Regions from separate parts of the Mus musculus genome. Here region 2 is linked to region 1. The links are chromatin loops, found by intact Hi-C in ENCODE. Cell type or tissue: left cerebral cortex. All regions are shown on one strand. Each heading gives the region's core, and the rest is flanking DNA. Links, peaks and the distances in the headings are about the cores only. Region 1 holds the start of B230208H11Rik (RIKEN cDNA B230208H11 gene). Region 2 overlaps Utrn (utrophin).

Region 1 (8,728 bases), core at 446-8,445:
TATTTTTTGGTAAATATTTATTTATTTATTTATAATGTATATGAGTACACATGTGGTTGTGAGCCATCATGTGATTGCTGGGAATTTGAGTTCAGGACCTCTGCTTGCTCCGGTTGGCTCCGCAGGCTCTGGCCTAAAGATTTATTTATTATTATATCTTAAGTTCACTGTAGCTGTCTTTAGAGACATCAGAAGAAGGTATCAGATCTCATTCAGGACCTTCGGAAGAGCAGTCAGTGCTCTTAACTGCTGAGCCATCTCTCCAGCCCCTGAGGCAAATATCAACTCTTTCTGTAGCTGATGTTGCTGTAGCTATAGCTGTTGTAGTAGCTATAACTATAGCTGTAGCTGTAGCTGTAGCGCACGAGAGAGAGAGAGAGAGAGAGAGAGAGAGAGAGAGAGAGAGAGAGAGAGAGAATCTACATTCAGGTACATGCACTTGAGTGTCAGTTGTGAGCCACTAAGTGAGTGCTGGGAATTGAACCTGTGTCTTCTAGAAGAACTAGCTCTTAACCACTGAGCAATCTCTCAAGCCCCAAGAAGCAAATATCAACTCTTTCTGTAGCTGATGTTGCTGTAGCTGTAGCTGTAGCTATTGCTGTTTTACTTTCCTTGTTTGAGACAGGCATTACTGTAGCCTGGCTGGCCTGGAATCTACTATGTAACTCAGGCTCCTGAGTGCTGGGATTACAGATTTCCACTAGGCCCAGGCTATCATTTTTTTTTTTTAATTTTTATGTGCATTGGTATTTTGCATACATGTGAATATGTATGAAGGCGCCAGATCCCTTGGAACTAGAGTTGTAGACAATTGTGAGCAGCTGGGAATTGAACCTAGGTCCTCTGAAAGAACAGCTGGTGCTCTTGACCACTGAGCATCTCTCCAGCCCCTCGCTGTGTTTCTTAATACAGCAGTCATTTGTGTGTCTGTGTGTCTACCAAACCTGATTAAAATTTATTTGTGGCACATTTCTACCACATCCTCCAGATGAGGATACAATGAACAGAATCAGGGGTGAACTATGTCCAGGGGATTTGGGGGCCATTCATTTATTCAGTGTTCAGAGAGTGCACGTAACATTCTAGAGGCGCTCACTGTTAGGCTTAGGTCCCAGTTCACACTGGTGAGCACCCAGGGCGGGCCCTGGGCTGAGAGGGCTGACAGAGCAGCCAGTGCTGCCCTGGCCTGACTCACTTCCTGTGTCCCAGACCATTACTGCCCCGGGCAGTCTGCTCACACTGGCAGGCCACTTCCTATGTCTCTATGTGGACTTTAGTCTGTGTGCAATACTGACCCCTATCGCCTAGGATTCAGTTTTAACTATGTCCTTCCTTCCTTCCTTCCTTCCTCCCTCCCTCCCTTCCTTCCTCCCCTCCTTCCTTTCACTGGGGCCTCATTAACTAGCCCTTGCTTGCCTAAAATGTGTTATGTAGACCAGGTTGGTCTCACACTGTCAGAGATTCACCTGCCTTTGCCTCCCAAGTGTTTAATTAGAAGCTTATGCACTTAATTAAAGGCATTCATTTGTATCATTCGTTCAAATGGTGAAACAGCCATCACTCTGTTCTAGGTCTAGAAGCACTGTTCATGGAAATTAAGCTTAAGCCAGATTGGTTCACACGCACACCCCTAAAATAGTCCTGTGCCTAATTGTACAGATATGAATAGATGCATGTTCTCTACCTCCTTTGGTGTCATCCTTACTATTAAACTATCTCGAGATTCCATTTCATCTTAGTCAGAAAGGCTACCATTAAGAAATCACACACGCAAAAAAACCATACCAAACCAAACCAAACCAAACAAACAAACAAAACAGAATAAAACAAAACCTCAAACCAACAAAACAAAACAAAATCAATTAAAATAAATCTCCTCCTTCCAAAAGCTGTGCATAGTAGTGACCCCATGTCTTTAATGTTAACACTTGGGAGGCAGATGCAGGCAGATCTCTGTGAGTTCAAGGCCAGAATGGTCTATATAGTGAATTCCAGTCTATCCAGGACATAGAGAGAGACCCTGTCTCAAAACACACACACACACACACACACACACACACACACACACACCCCTAAAAATAGACCTACCATATAGTATACTACTCCTGGGTGTTTACCAAAGAAACCTAAGACAGCAACCGCAAAGATCTGTGTGCACAGACACATATGCAGGCATGTTTAAAGCTGCACCCCCGCTGCCAAGGAAAGAGGTCAGCCCAGGCACTGAACAGTGGCTGAGTGAATAGAGAAAACTCAGTGTACCTGCACAATCGGGTTTTTGTTCTGCCATATCTCAGAACAAACTTAGGCCATTTTCAGAAGAAAGATGAAACTGGAGATCATGTTAACGGAAACAAGACAGTTCACAAAGACATATACCACAGATTCTCTCTCCTGTGGAATCTGCTTTGGAAATGGATATCTATAAAACTTGAACGTAGATGGCAGTACATGGGAAGAGTAAAGGATTTGAGCACAAGGGTGGGTCGAGCATCACAGAGCAACAGGCTGCATACAAGCAAACCACGGGATACACAGGTTTGAAAATGTCACTATGAAATACATCATTTTGTGCTATGAATATACTAATAAACTTTTAAGAACCCGAGGCATTAAATTTTACTTCCTTTGAATCATTAGCACACGCCTGAAGTACATTGCATGCATTTGAGGTGTTTATCGACTAATTAAAACTCTACCTAAAGATAAACAGCAGCCTGGATGGAGCTGAGGAGGTGGCTCAGCAGCTAAGAGCACTTGCTGTTCTTACAGAGGACCTGGGTTTGGTTCCTGGAGCCCACGTGGCAGATTGTAAACCAACCCCAGTTCCAGGGCACCTGTAGCTTCCTCCTGACCGCACAGCAGGCACCCATGTGGTGTACTTACAGACAACCGCGCATACACACTAAAATAAATGAATAAAAGTGAAAGACCAAAAAGCTAATCAAAACCCCCAAGCCCCAACTGACCGCTGAGGACTGAGAACGCTTCTGGTGTAGGAGTCTTCCAACTGACCACGATGTCTGTTTAACATTGATGGCTCATGCAAACAAACACACACGCATACATGCATACACACATACACACATACATATACATATCCCCCTAACTTCATAGCTGTCTTCAGCATTTGAAAGGAAAATGCGTAACTGAAACAAAGATTATTGACGCCAAAGAAGGGTTTCATCATACAGTTAAAACAATGCTCATGAAAATTATTTCAGTGATGAGTTATTCTGCTTAATGGAAGATCTTTTTTAAATAAATAAATAAAGATTAAAAGATTTGGAGGAAAAGTCAACTTCCTGTCTGTAACTTAAGACAGTTATTAAAAAACAAAAAAAAAAGATAAGGTTTATTCAAACAAACTTACCTCAAGTTTACCAGTAGGTGTCACAATTTAAATATGCTGATATCATTTCCCACAGAGTTCCGAGTTTTTCGAAAAATATTTTTCTACGACTCCAGATAACTGAATGGACCTGAGGAACACGTGAAAATAAATGATCAATGGTAATAACCAACGTTTCCGAGGTTTTATGATTGTAGAGAGGGGTTTATTTAATCAGTGTCTCAACTTATTCAAAAGGCTGGGGAGTTCCTTGAGCCACGCCTACAAAATGTGTTTAAGATCTTGGACTGCTTTGATAAAAAACACTTTTGGAGAGAATAGGGTGGCACACGCCTTTAATCCCAGCACTTGGGAGGTAGAGGCAGGAGGATTTCTGAGAGTTCGAGGCCAGCCTGGCCTACAAAGTGAGTTCCAGGACAGCCAGGGCTACACGGAGAAACCCTGTCTCGAGAAACCAAAAACCAAACCAAACCAAACCAAACCAAAACAAAAAAACCCAAAGAAAATAGGAGAAGATAAAAATCGAAAATATTTCAAATTCTGGGTCTTCATGGTCAAATGGTACATTTTTGAAAGACTGCATGTGAACACGTTAAACTTTGAGGGGGGGGGAAATGAAAAGAAAGGAAAGAAAGAAAACAAAGGGAAAGGAAGAAAAAAGAAGGGGGTGGGGAGCGGACAGAGGAAAGGCAAAAGCGGACTTGTTTTTTTTTTTTTTTTTTTTTTCTTTTTTCTTCTGTGCAAAAGTACTTTTGCAAAAAGTTAGCCAATACCAGACCTCTCCGGGGAGCCTCTTCCCGCCTGGCTCAGGTCGGTTCCTGGAGACACGGTCGCTTCACTGCGGGAAATTGGGCTGCCTTGTAGCAGCGCCCTATTAAGGATTAAAGAACATTTCTTTCAACTGAAATAAGACTTCTAAATTTCCAAAAGCTCTGGACCTAAAAACAACTGACAGACCGCGGCAAGGAACAAAACAGCAACTTTACCAGGAGTGGGGTTCGAACCCACGCAGACATATGTCCATTGGATCTTAAGTCCAACGCCTTAACCACTCGGCCATCCTGGTGCAGGCGTGCTCTCTTCTCTTTGCTGTTCCTACAAAGCTCACAATACCGTCCTCATTTTCCCCAGTTACTCGAGGATGCTTCTGCGCAGGCTGCGCGGCGCTTTCCCGACCCGGCTACAGAGACTCGGAGACTGCCGCCGGGGTTTCGCGCCGCCGCCGCCGCCGCCGCTCACTGTCGCCCCGAGATCTCGGCGGCAGCGAAGGAACTGCAGGAGCAGAGAGCGGGACAGAGCTCTGGGCCGGCGGGCGCCGGCTCTCCTTGCTCACTGTAGGTGCGCGGGCGCGACAAACAAACTCCACAGCTAACTTCTGGGCTCCGGAGCGGAGGTGGGAGGGGTCCCTCGGGCGGTGTAGGCACGGGTCCGCAGGGCAACCATCAGTGTGTTTCTTCTAAATCGAATAGGTTCCCGGGGCCCGGCACCTGTGCGCGCGCGGCTTTCCTTCCTCGCCAGTGTTACCACATGCCGGAAGGAGGTTCCGGAGAAAGAGGAGGTTCCGGAGAAAGCTGTGTGGTCAGGGCAGTGTGGCCCAATCCCCCACCCCCTCCCTGGTTGTGTAGACACTGTCCCCTTTGCTCTGCTTCAAATGCAGGGTCAAGACCTCCTGGATTCCTGCCACCCCTACAGCTCCCCTAGAGGGCAAACTCTTGTTTTAACTTGTCTCCTGTTTTAGCTCCCCTTTTGTTGTTGGGACAAAACACCCACAACAAAAAGCAATTTAGGGTACAGCGGTTTATTTGCATTACTTCGGCTGTTCCTCAAAACCTTGGCTCTACCCCAGGGTTCAGGCTAGGTGTTTCTGCAGCTGCAGGCAGGGAGCTGGTGGCTGAGCCTTGCTCTGGCTGTCCCACCTTGTCCCTCTCCCCTAACCCACCCCCATGTTTGGTTTATACAGGTCTGGTGGCTTCAGTCTTTGACTGTAAACCTAGGATGCACTGTTTCACAAAGTGCCCCACTGTTTCAGACCTCCCAGTGGCTCCCTCAAACATTTTCTCAGTTTCACTGTAATGATCCAACTGCTCTACCATCTCTCACAGCTCTGTGACCCCCAGGGAACACCCAGCTTTTGGTTCTCTTGAGTCCTGGTTAAGTCTGACCGGACTCCTTACGAAGGAACTCTACTCTAGCATCCAGACAGCTCCTGTCTATCTCCCAATGGCGGGAACTCCACTGACCTTTGCCTGACCATGTTCCTCAATAGTACCTTTAGGGCATCCAGGGTAAGCACTCAGAGAAGTACACCAGAGAGCCTAGGTCCTCAGGCCTTGTTCTCTGTGCGGACACTGTGCTAGAGTCTGGAGGCAGCCTGTGGAATGTAACATGGGGTCAGTAACATGGGGTGATTACCTCACCAGGTGATCAGAGAGAGGCCTGAAGCTGCACGCAATGGGTGTTAAATGCAAATGAGAACATGAGAACATGTGCACTCTATAACCCAAGCATTGCTCTAAGCTCCCTACACACAGTTTTGTCTAGCTTGATTTTTTTTTTTTTTTTTTTTTGAGATAGGGTCTCACTATGTAGCTCTGGCTGTCCTGGAACTCTCTATATAGACCAGGCTGTCCTTAAACTCACAGAGACCTGTCTGTCTCTGCCTCCTAAATGTCAGGGTTAAAGGCTTAGAGTGAGTACCACTCTTCAGGGGCTCGGTTAATTTTCTTAATAACTGTAATGTAGGCGTTCCTATCCTCATTTTGAATGAGGCCATAGAGATCTCTTGCAGACTTGCTCAACTAAAGGAAGCCCCCTGCCTGCACTGCTGCTGTTGCCCGGGGCTGCAGAACTTCTCCACCAACCCAGCTTTGCACCGGAGGGTTCTTCTCAGAAATATTCTTTCTGGTGCTCTAGACGATTGCATTTCCGTTTTCTGGCCTCAGTTCAGGGATGGGTCTGGAACACAAGTTAGTTTTTAATCAGAGTTGCAAGTAATCCTTGGGTTCCTTGGGAAGAGATGTCAGTCAGTCATCGATGGAGCATATCATATTGTGATAAGGAGTACCGTAACAGTCATTCACACCCCATATAGTGTTCTGTGATATGAGGAGCTCATGGAGCTACCTGCAGTTATTTAGCCAACAGCCTTCAACCATCAGGTGCTGCTAATGACTGTGTTTAAGTCTTCAGATTCCAGTCCCAGATCCTCAAGTGACATCCCCTCACCCAAAGCCACTAAATCCTCTAAGTGCCCAGAGGCCATAGAAAAGAAACCCACCTGGCCTCACTATACATTAAAAAAAGAAAAAAAGATGTATTTATTTACTATGTAAAGTGTTCTGTCTGCATGCCAGAAGAAGGAGGCACCAGATTTTGATATAGATGGTTATGAACTATCATGTGGTTGCTGGGAATTGAACTCAGGACCTCCAGAGGAGCAGCTAGTACTTTTTACCTCTGAGCTGTCTCTCCAGCCCCCATACATTTTTTTTTAAACTCTTGATTTTCAGTATCTGTGGACATAATAAAAATCACTATTGTTTGGCAATGCTTAAGTTTGTATGCTGAAGCGAAGCAGATCTGAGGCTGACAATCTCGGAGCATTGTGATGAAGCACTGAGAGTATTATGAGATATGTCTTCCACCTTCACTGGGAATCTTCTGGGGGAAGATGCTGCTCCTGGGGGAAGACGCTGTTTTCCATATCTACATCTTCTGTGAGAACAAAAGTCTTATCCCTAGTAAGTAGCTGCAAGGGAGTCCAGGAAGCAAAAGTTCTAGTGTTTGTTTTACGATGGTGTCCTCAAGTATGAGAAATTACCCAAGCACAGGGAAAGGGTGTTCAAGTGAGGCTAACAATCTCAAGGCATAAAAAAACACTCGCTTTAGTGTTTGAAGGAAACATGGAAACCCTTTCATAATGGCACTTGCTATAGCCAACAGTGTTAGCCCATACATTAACTAGATTTTATAACGTAATGACTGTCAGGTTAAGAAGCTATTTGGGCATGATTCTTAAAGGAAAGTTTCATGATAAATTATCTTCACAATGCATATGTGTTTAGTTAAGCTATGATATGCTGTACAGATTGCTTTAAAATGGTTTTGCCCCTAGCCAGGAGGTGGTGGTTTATGCCTTTAATTCCCACACTGGGGAGGCAGAGGCAGATGGATCTCTGAGTTCAAGGGCTAGTTCTAGGACAGTCAGGGCTACACAAAGAAATCCTGTCTTGTAAATAAAAAATACCCTTGAGTGCTTTTTGGACAGTCTTACTCCATAGCCCAGGTTGGCCTCTCACCCTCCTGTCTCAGCCTCCCTGTTGTTAGGATGATAGGTTACACTGGCATGTCTAGTCATGTCCAGGCTATGAATGTGTTGATATTCCCCCCGTCAATAGATAGGGCTTACTTCCTATCCCCTGTGAGCCTGGACTGGCTGCATGGATTCATTTTTAAATAATAGAATTAAGCAGATAGAGGCATGCACCCAGCTAATCATTGGTGGCTTGCTTTCAGATCATTCTCTGTGAAGGAAGCCAGCTGCTCTGTCATGAATAACTCTATAGAGGCTCCCATAGTGAGGACCTGAAGCTCCAAGCCCCCAGCTTCTACCTCCTACCTCCCAGCTCCTACCTCCCACTTTCCAGCTCCCACTTCTCAGCTCCCACCTCCCACCTCCCACCTCCCACCCTCTACCCCAGAACCCAAGATTTCCATGAGTGAGCTTGGATAGATTTCTCCAGCTCAGTACAATCTTCAGATGGCCATGGCTCTAGCCAAAACTTTGACTGCAACTGGTGAGTGACCCTGAGCAGGAATCACCCAGCTAAGGCCCTGTTCCCCAACCCCCAAGAACTGTGAATGAAAACCAGCTTTTGTGATTGTATGTTTGCATTATTTCTTACATGGCTGTGGATGATCAATGCATTTCTCTATCACTGATACACATTCATAGGCATGCGTTCTTTATCCACAGATAGATTTAGCAATGTTAATCATGGTGAGTCCCTAATATTCAACTTTCCTTTTCCATTTATTTTCAAACTCATGAGTGAATTGATCACTTGTACTTTCTAAGCCTACCTACCCTTAGCTTTCTCTAGAATCTTCTTCATGTGTCTTTTTCTTTTGTTTTTTAAATTGGGGTGTCACTATGTAGGTCAGGCTAGCCTGCAACTCTCTATGTAGAGCAGGCTGGCCTTTAATTTACAGAGCTTTTCCTGCTACTGCCTCCCAAGCTCCCCAAATATGGCTTTTACTATGCTCTCTATATCCACCAAAGCTTAGTCAGAGGGGCTGGAAAGATGGCTCAGTGGTACCGGCTGCTCTTCCAGAGGATGTGGGTTCAATTCCCAGCACCTGCATAGCAGCTCACAA
Region 2 (8,728 bases), core at 511-8,510, 230 kb before region 1:
ACTCTACAAATAAAATTATCTCATGTTATTAACTACATTGGTAAAATTAGAGATCCATTTTTCTACCTTATGATACAGAAATACACTAAGTATTTCTATGTATACAGTTTTATAGACACAAGTCCAACTAACCTTATGCATGAAATACTACTCCCATTCTACAGATGGGAAATCTGAAAGCCATAAAGTTCAATTTGACAAAAGAGAGTCAATTAAAAAAAAACAAAAACAAAACACAAACAAACAAACAAAAATCCTAAGGCTCCAAACTCTTTCCGAAGCTCTTAGGACTAGGAGCCCTTTGACTGCATTTACTGCCCTGCAGTATACATGCACAAAAGGAATGCTGATAATAAAGAAAAAATACAGGGGGCTGGAGAGATGGCTCAGCGGGTAAGAGCACTGACTGCTCTTCCAAAGGTCCTGAGTTCAAATCCCAGCAACCACATGGCGGCTCACAACCACCTGTAGTGGGATCTGATGCTTTCTTCTGGTGTGTCTGAAGAAAGCAACAGTGTACTCATATATATATAAATAAACCTGAAAGAAAGAAAGGGAGTGAGGGAGAGAGAAGAGAGAAGAGAAGAGAACACAGAATGTATTAAAGTGTTTATCATGGAGCCTTCTTTTCCTTTTCTCCATTGTCTGGATTTCTAGAATGTATATTTATGCCCTATGAGAAAAGCATGCTTGCTGTTTGTTCAATGGGCATGTAGTGGTTTCCATGCTGTCTATGCATCCTCTACTCTGCTGTGTTTGAGAAGTGACAATTCTCTCCCTGCACGGCATCCATCTTCAGGAATGGAGCCCCATTCACCCCCACCCCCTGGGAATAGCTCTCTGACTTCCCATTCTGCTGTTCATCGGATCCCCAAATTTCCCTACTACTCCTGTACAAGTGAAACCTCTTTGGTTACACTGTAATTCGTTTCTGAAGTAATTACCACAGTATCGTGTGTACTCCTGGGCTCGAAACTACAGAACGAGGAAGCCTTCGGGATATTTCTTGGCCCCAGGAGCCTGAAGCCCAGCCTTGTCATCCAGCCCCACTGTGGGAGCCCCTGCCTTCACGAATGCACATAGCAGCCTGCTTTAACTTTTTACATCTGAGAATGATGAAGAAGCCACCTGAAGCATGGTTCATGCCATAGTCATAAGTGCAAAGAAACAAAACAGGGTTTGTTCAGAGAATGGTGAAAAGAACTGGACCCTACTAGTGACTATCGCTGTGTCTAACATGCACTCATGTAGCTCCTGCCTTACAAAACTGATTATAAAGAGTTCCCAGGGGCCGGTGAGATGGCTCAGTGGGTCAAAAGGAGCTTGCCACAAACCCTAACGACCTGGATTTGATCCCTGGGATCTATGTTGCAAGGGGGAAAATAACTTTTACAAATTGTGCTCTGACCTCAACACACATCCTATTGTATGCACGGATGGATGGATAGACAGACAGACAGACAGACAGACAGACAGACAGACATCTTTCCCATTCACAGTGAAAATAACTGTGGCTCAGACATCAGGTGCCAACCTCCAGAGCTTCATGAACAGCTTCTGCCCTCTCAGGCAGGGCCTCCGTGCTCCTCACGCGCTCCTCCAAGGTGTTCAACCACGTGGTCTCCAGGTCCAGATAGTGAAGCAGCTCCACCCAGCAAGACCAGACCTCCTAACAAATGTGAAGGGAAAATTAACACGGAAGAGAAGCCATAACCATACGTCATCCCTTCGATCAATAAGAACTCCATTTCAGTGAGTAATATACAGGAATCCAGAAACCAGCGAAGCTAGAATATCAAATAAATGAGGCAAAACTAAATCTTCAATAAAATAGGAGCAATTAAGATGGAAGGAGAAGGAAAAATGGAAAAGAAGCTGCCTCGGTTTTCAGTAAAATGAGTTCCAAGGACCTGGCTAAATGTTAAAAAAAAAAACAAACCTGAATAATTAATAGGGGAAAAAAACAGCAGAGAAATACATTTTCTGTTTGTTTGTTTGTTTGTTTGTTTGTTTTAAAGAAAATGTTAGAGCCGGAGATTTAGCTCAGTGGCTACAACCTGTACTTGCCTGACAAAGGCCCTAAGTCCAATCCCCAGTACCACCACCACCACCACCACCAACACCACCAACACCAACACCAACACCAACACCAACACCAACACCAACACCAACAACAACACCACCACCACCACCACCACCACTACCAACACCACCAACACCACCACCACCACCACCAACACCACCACCACTACCAACACCACCACCACCAACAACAACAACAACAACAACAACACCAACACCACCACCACCAACAACAACAACAACACCAACACCAACAACACCACCACCACCACCACTACCAACACCAACAACAACAACAACAACACCAACAACACCAACACCAACACCAACAACAACAACAACAACAACAACAACAACACCACCAACAACAACAACAACAGCAACACCCCCAGAAAGAGCAAAAGGTAAAAACCATTCAGGATATTTTTTTATAGAAACTTAAATCTCCTAGGACATATCCAATTCCAGTTCCTAGATGACTGATGGGAGCAGATGTCTCTGTAGCCATCTGGACTTCTTTCCAAGTGAGTAAAGATAGACACATAAGAGGATGGGCCCATTTTACCAAAACAGGAGCCAGGTAGTCCTGTGTTCTCCCTACTCAGAGTTCCGAAGTAGGAGAGAAGCCGAGGAAGGCATGCATTTAGAGCCTTCTATCCCCTTGCTCCAGAACAAGAGAGGATCTTATCTGACTGCTAAGATTAGAGCTCTGCACAAAATCCCCTGCATCTGTCTTCTCTACCAAGGTAGGGCACAGTCCCATCCATTCCCCACATCAGCTCTGCTCGCCAGAACAGGGCTCAGCCGGTATTTCTCGAGAGGCACAGAGAAGGTATTTCAGACTTTAGGGGTGACATCCATAGTTTGTCACAGCTTCATCTTTGGTGTATAGGTGTTTACACCATGTTCAATCCTTTAGAAATACCACTCTTAACCAAACCTACCCCCCCCCCAAAAAAAACCAACTTTTTTTTTCAGGGCAGGGTTTCTCTATGTGGCCCTGGCTGTTCCAGACCTCAGGTGTAGGCCAGGCTGGCCTTGGGCTCAGAGATGCTTCTCCCTTCAGGGTGCTGGGATTAAAGGCATAGAACACCATTGCCTAGCTCAAACTACACAATTTATACCTGAGGCCTCTACCATAATTTGTTGACTCTTGGTTCAGAGCAAAAGAAGAAAGAGATTTCTAGTCCCCTTCTCCCATTAATCTTACAAGAAGCAGGCCGAAAAATCTGCTCAGATCTTACAAGAAGTACAATGAGTAAACTCAGTTTAAATCTTCCCTCGGCATTATCAGAACTCACCAGAATGTAATTGCTTATTGTAGGGTGTGTTTCATTTAAATTTGAATAACTCAAAACGCTTCTTAAGACTTTTGACCAGTTTTTTTTTAACCATGAAGATGAGAAAGCACTTTATTAAAATAATCCCACAGAATAATCTAGGTCTTCAGTCTGATAGGCAGTGAGATTCTCCACCTAAAAATGCAATGAAATCTCTACATACTGAAATTCTTTTTCCCCTCCAGTAAATATTAGACACGACTCAAAATAAAAATAAAATAACAGTCAGCCAGGTAAAAGAGAGCTGTCTGGATTCTTATGGTAACCTGAGAACACTAGTGAGCACACAAACCTGCGGGGATCAATTATCACCATTGAACCTCCTGAGAAATGCAGGCAGATCTTGGTCTCCTTTTAACACAAAACAAACAAAAATCTCTCTATTTTTTTATCTACTTGGTCCATAAAAATTACTTTTATAATCCAATGTTTGACAAAGTAATGGCGCTTTCTTTCTTCTTCTTCTTCTTTTTTTTAAATAAGACAGGGAAATCCACACAGCAGAGCTGGGATCTCAGGATGGTAGCCCTGGGGCAAACAAGCTCTTACCTCCAGTGTGTGGCACTTCCCTCGAATTCTATTGCACAGAAGCTGGTAGCTCTCCAGCACCTCGTTGAATTCCGACGTCAACTCCTGGCCACCAGAGGGCACCTTGGCAGCCACCAGCTTGATGCTGTCCTTCAGAATTTTCACCCTCACCTCCTTCTGCAGCACCTCCTCTTTTGCCCTCTGTCCCAAGAAAGGAGCAATTTGAAACATGGCTCTCTGTGACTAATATCTTTCTTTAAAAAATAATAATAATGATTAATCCAATATCAAAACAACTAAATGATTCTATATGCCTCAGTAGAACACTATTTAAAAAATTCTGTAACCTGAGTTTTTTGAAAGAAGAATGCTAAAAATAAAATCTCACTTACTCTTCTAGTTTCCAATTCCCCGAGCCCACAACAGTTTCTTTTTAATACCACCAGAGTTTAGAGGCAAGTTATCCTAAATAGTGTCTACTGGCAAGATATATTTTTAAATTCTGGACTCAGGGTAGGAATCTAAATGAACTCATTTTAAATGACCACTGGAGGTCTGAACACATTAAATTGAAATAAATAAACACCCCCCAAAATGGCAGGACACTGTGGCAGAGGCATCTATTAAAATGGCCCACAAATCCTTGTAAAAACATTTTCCTCCTTGACCATGGGTCCATCCATCCTTCCAATAATGAAGATGAAGAAGCTCCTCTGGACAACCTGATCCAGAAATAGCTGCTTCCTGGCTTTCTCTCGGTGCCCAAGGTGCTCAGTCTCACATGCAGGAAAACCTACCTGCAGCCGTCTTTCACTCCCCCCTTTAGCTTGCTTTATTGCTTAATGGATTTCAGCTCTCCCAGGGTGAGGGAAAAAGTAATTAAGTGTAGTGGCTTTTAAATTCCTAATGGCTGTTTTAAAGAATAAAAATAAATAGAGTGTTGCCCAATCAGGGATTGTAATCTCATTTTTCTTCACTGTCAACTACAATGACTTTTAAAATCAGCAGCAAACTGCAGCTCCAAAAGTGTGAGTGATAAATGAGTTAGCCATTCTTTACATAGTAATCTACTTTTAAATATTTTCAGTACTAAAAATAGTTTTAAAACTTTTCAAAAAGAGCTACATGACCAGTACCCCCGAAGCTAGTGTCTCTAGCTGCATATATAGCAGAAGATGGCCTAGCCGGCCATCAGTGGAAAGAGAGGCCCATTGGTCGTGCAAACTTTATGTACCTCAGTGCAGGGGACCGCCAGGGCCGGGAGGTGGGAGTGGGTGGGTAGGGGAGTGAGGGAGGAGGGTATGGGGGACTTTTGGGATAGCATTGGAAATGTAAATGAGGAAAATACCTAATAAAAAAAATTTTAGAAAAAAGAAAATTATATATATATTGATCCCCGACACAGATTAAATAAGTCTCTTTTCATATCTACTGACTCAAGATAGCATGCATGAATGTCACATAGAATCTTTTTAAAAACTACCTGCACAGAAAAGTTTGCCTTAGTTATACTACTAGTTGAGTTAACCAACTTAATTGGTAGTATAACTACTAGTTAACAATATACCATGTTACTTGATCTTTTACAAAGAGAAGTGTACTTTTTTTTTTTAATTTTTTTTTTAAGGACAGGATTTCTCCGTGTAGCCCTGGCTGCTCTGAAACTTGCTCTGTAGACTGACTAGCCTCAAACACAGAGATCCACCTACCTCTGCCCCTCTGCCCCTCTGCCCCTCTGCCCCTCTGCCCCTCTGCCCCTCTGCCCCTCTGCCCCTCTGCCCCTGCCTCTGAAGTACTGGGGTTAAAGCTGTATCCCCACCACCACCACCACCTGACAAGAAGGATGACTCTTAAAGACAGAATCACGCCCTCATGCTAGAAGGATAGTGGAGGCAAATGTGGGTCTGAGGCCCAGTTCTTTCCTTATACAAGGACAACTACTGACACAGGAATAGATGTTTCTGGAACCACAGCTTGTAACTCCAACTTATCTTCACCTTATCTTCTCTGTATACGCCAAGATTTCTGCTCAAGGACATTGTGGGGTTCCTATGTGCCCTCATTACTGACTCTATATCTCCTACCTCCTGCTCCTGGGATGTTCTGGGGTTCCCATGTACTCCCAATACTGACTTGAATGTAGCCTTTGCCTCCTGCTCCAAAGACATTCTGGGGTTCCCTGGGCCCCCACGAATGACTAGAATGAAACCCATTAGAACTAGAATAACCTCCAAGTCTCCTTTGCTCCTTACCAAAACTTACACTTCCTGGAAACAGTGATAGAAGTCACACGGTACCATGACTAGAATTAACACCATAAAATATACACCAAGAAACTGCTAAAAGGGTAAAAAAAAAATTTATATTATATGTGTTTATTGCAATAATAAAAGAAAAATGAGTTTCTCCTCACAACCCTTCTTCGAGACAGAAACCTCCATGACTATCCACAGGGACTTCCCAGAATCGATCTACTCTGGGGTGGACTTGAACCAGTGGACTGGCATCAGCCTCTTTCCCAACTAAGATTACCACAGCTGCTCATCACTCACTCCTACTGAGAGCAGACTTGTCCATAGGGTTCTGTGCAGTGTGATAGGTGAAAGACCAACAGACTAACTAGTGTGAAGAGGGCAGTCGGGAGGAAGGCCTTACCTTCATTTCCTCCACCGCACTCTCGAGTTCTTCTGGAGATTTGTACTCGAAGTCCCTCTCCAGGTAGTCCTCTTCAGCCTGTGCCATCCACTCCTGCATCTCAGCCAAATCCTTTTTCAAGTTCAGGGCTTTTTCTTGACTATCTGACAGCCTGCTTTTTTGAATAGCAATCTAGGAAGGAAACGCCAATTCCACTCAATAAATAAATTTTAATACGTTAAATGCCAAGTTCTACCCTTTAATATTTAAAGGCACTGCAATAGATTTCCAGTCTTATTTTTTAACATTTAAATAAAACTTTTAAAGCATCCTGTGCTGGTGCTGTGTAATGTAAGAAAGGATGAAAATATAATGACTTCTATACAACATTTTAGACATGAACCTAACTAGAAGATATCTAATATAACTCTGAAAATAGGGTTCACAGCTGGTGTTTTTTCTCCCTGGCAGCCTGCACTGTACTCCCAACACTGTGAAAGGTAAGCAGCAGAAACTAACTAGGTTTCTGACCTTTTAATTCCACATTAAGGAGCTTCACCTATAGCGATAAAGGTATGAACATCAAGTAATTTAATTGTAACACTGTCTATTATATAAAAAATAAAACAGGAAGCAGAATTCCCATGGTGTGGCCTCACATTCTAAACTGAGCCTGGAGTTGGGCACAGTCACACATTCTTGTAATATCAGCCCTTGGAAGGCAGAAGCAGGTGTGTCTCTGTAAATCCAGGGCTAGCCTGCTCTACAGAAGAAGACCTGTTCTCAAAAAAATGTTCTTAAAAATAAGGGGAAAAAACTGAGGATGAAAAGAACTATTACAAAAGATGTCCACAAGGCATTACCCTATAAAATGTTGGTTAGAAAGTAGAAGGTAGGACTGGAGAGATGGCTCAGTGGTTAAGAGCACTGACTGCTCTTCCGAAGGACCTGAGTTCAAATCCCAACAACCACATGGTGGCTCACAACCATCTGTACAGTTACAGTGTACTCACATACATAAATCTTAAAAAAAAAAAAACAGAAAGTAGAAGATAGACGTTGGAGAGATGGCTCAGTGGTTAAGAGCACTTGCTGCTCTTCCCGAGGATGCAGGTTCAATTCCCAGTCCCCACATGATGGCTCACAACTCCTCTGTAACTGTAACTCCAGTTCAAGTTCAAGAAAATCCAACACTCTACATACACAGACATACAGACAGACAAAACACCAAGGCACATAAGTAAAGTGTTTTGTAAAAGAAAAAGGAGGGGGAGGAGAAGGAGAGAAGGAGAGAAGAAGAAGAAGGAGGAGGAGGAGGAGGAGGAGGAGGAGGAGGAGGAGGAAGTAGAACATATATTTGAAAATAGCTATCTGTCTGAATCTGGCTCAGTAACTTTATGAAGTACTTCAGAGGAGTCTGGGAATATTTTCAGAGCTCCTCACCTAACCACAAATGCACTTCGGCTGAAAGAGATGATCGTGTCACACAGGAATCGTCCAACCTTCCCCTGACACGTCCAGTAGCCTGCTCAAATTACATGTCTGAGTGGAGGCCAGAGCTGACAGAAACCGGAGGCCAGGCCAGGAACAGGATGGGCTCACAGGAATGTGGGTTAAGGAATGGTTAGTGGCTTTCCTGTTCCCTCCCTCCAAACAGGAGCACAGGCCTAAAAATAGACAAGGAACTTTTCTTTCCATGCCCACCCCGCAAGCTAGGGTGTGACTCTTCTAGGAGAAGCCACAATAGCACACAGTGCTCCTCTCCCTTGCTCAACACTTTAAGCAGCTCTTGATAAAACTATGGCATAGTGTGTGTGTGTGTGGGGGGGGGTAAAATGCAATGTAGTCACATAAATGTAGACTCTTGGTTTACATTTCCTGAACAACAATAAATATTATCATTTTAGTGGATCCATAGAAAAGTTGAAAATAAAATCCACAAGATCATAACTATAGACTTGGTATTTTAGGACAGTGTTAAATTCTGTCATGGTAGCATACATGAGACACATTTCTGTACATTTTAGTTTGACATGGCCTGTGTTTACTTATTTTTATTTTGTGTGTAGGGATATTTTGCCTGTACACAGTCTGTGTACAGACTGTGTAACTTTGTGAAGTACTTCAGAGGAGTCTGGGAATAT

The links. A loop is a pair of places that touch in the nucleus more often than their neighbours do. Peaks named below come from ENCODE experiments on the same cell type or tissue, not always from the same donor. Only the 100,000 strongest peaks of a DNase experiment are listed, where the experiment ranks them.
Region 2: a loop joins it to region 1, with 3 times the contacts of the local background. A loop is called at or near these places in 16 of 42 quality-filtered maps.

The regions. Positions count from the first base shown.
Region 1 is chr10:12,918,236-12,926,963 of GRCm38, forward strand. It overlaps B230208H11Rik (RIKEN cDNA B230208H11 gene), which reads right to left and starts at 4,892. Exons shown (of 3, transcript NR_038028.1): 1 at 4,339-4,892; 2 at 3,374-3,482. It overlaps n-TLtaa3 (a tRNA gene), which reads right to left and starts at 4,418; the gene lies at 4,336-4,418. In left cerebral cortex, for the core only: CTCF peaks have their summits at 1,298, 3,413 (motif pointing right) and 4,607; DNase peaks (open chromatin) are centred at 1,245, 3,678 and 4,429; H3K4me3 peaks cover 2,147 bases; H3K27ac peaks cover 785 bases.
Region 2 is chr10:12,686,759-12,695,486 of GRCm38, forward strand. It overlaps Utrn (utrophin), which reads right to left. Exons shown (of 74, transcript NM_011682.4): 25 at 6,606-6,776; 26 at 3,972-4,151; 27 at 1,535-1,669. Among named protein-coding and RNA genes, the nearest start is that of Utrn, 170 kb to the right of the region's middle. In left cerebral cortex, for the core only: a CTCF peak has its summit at 4,071 (motif pointing right); a DNase peak (open chromatin) is centred at 4,056.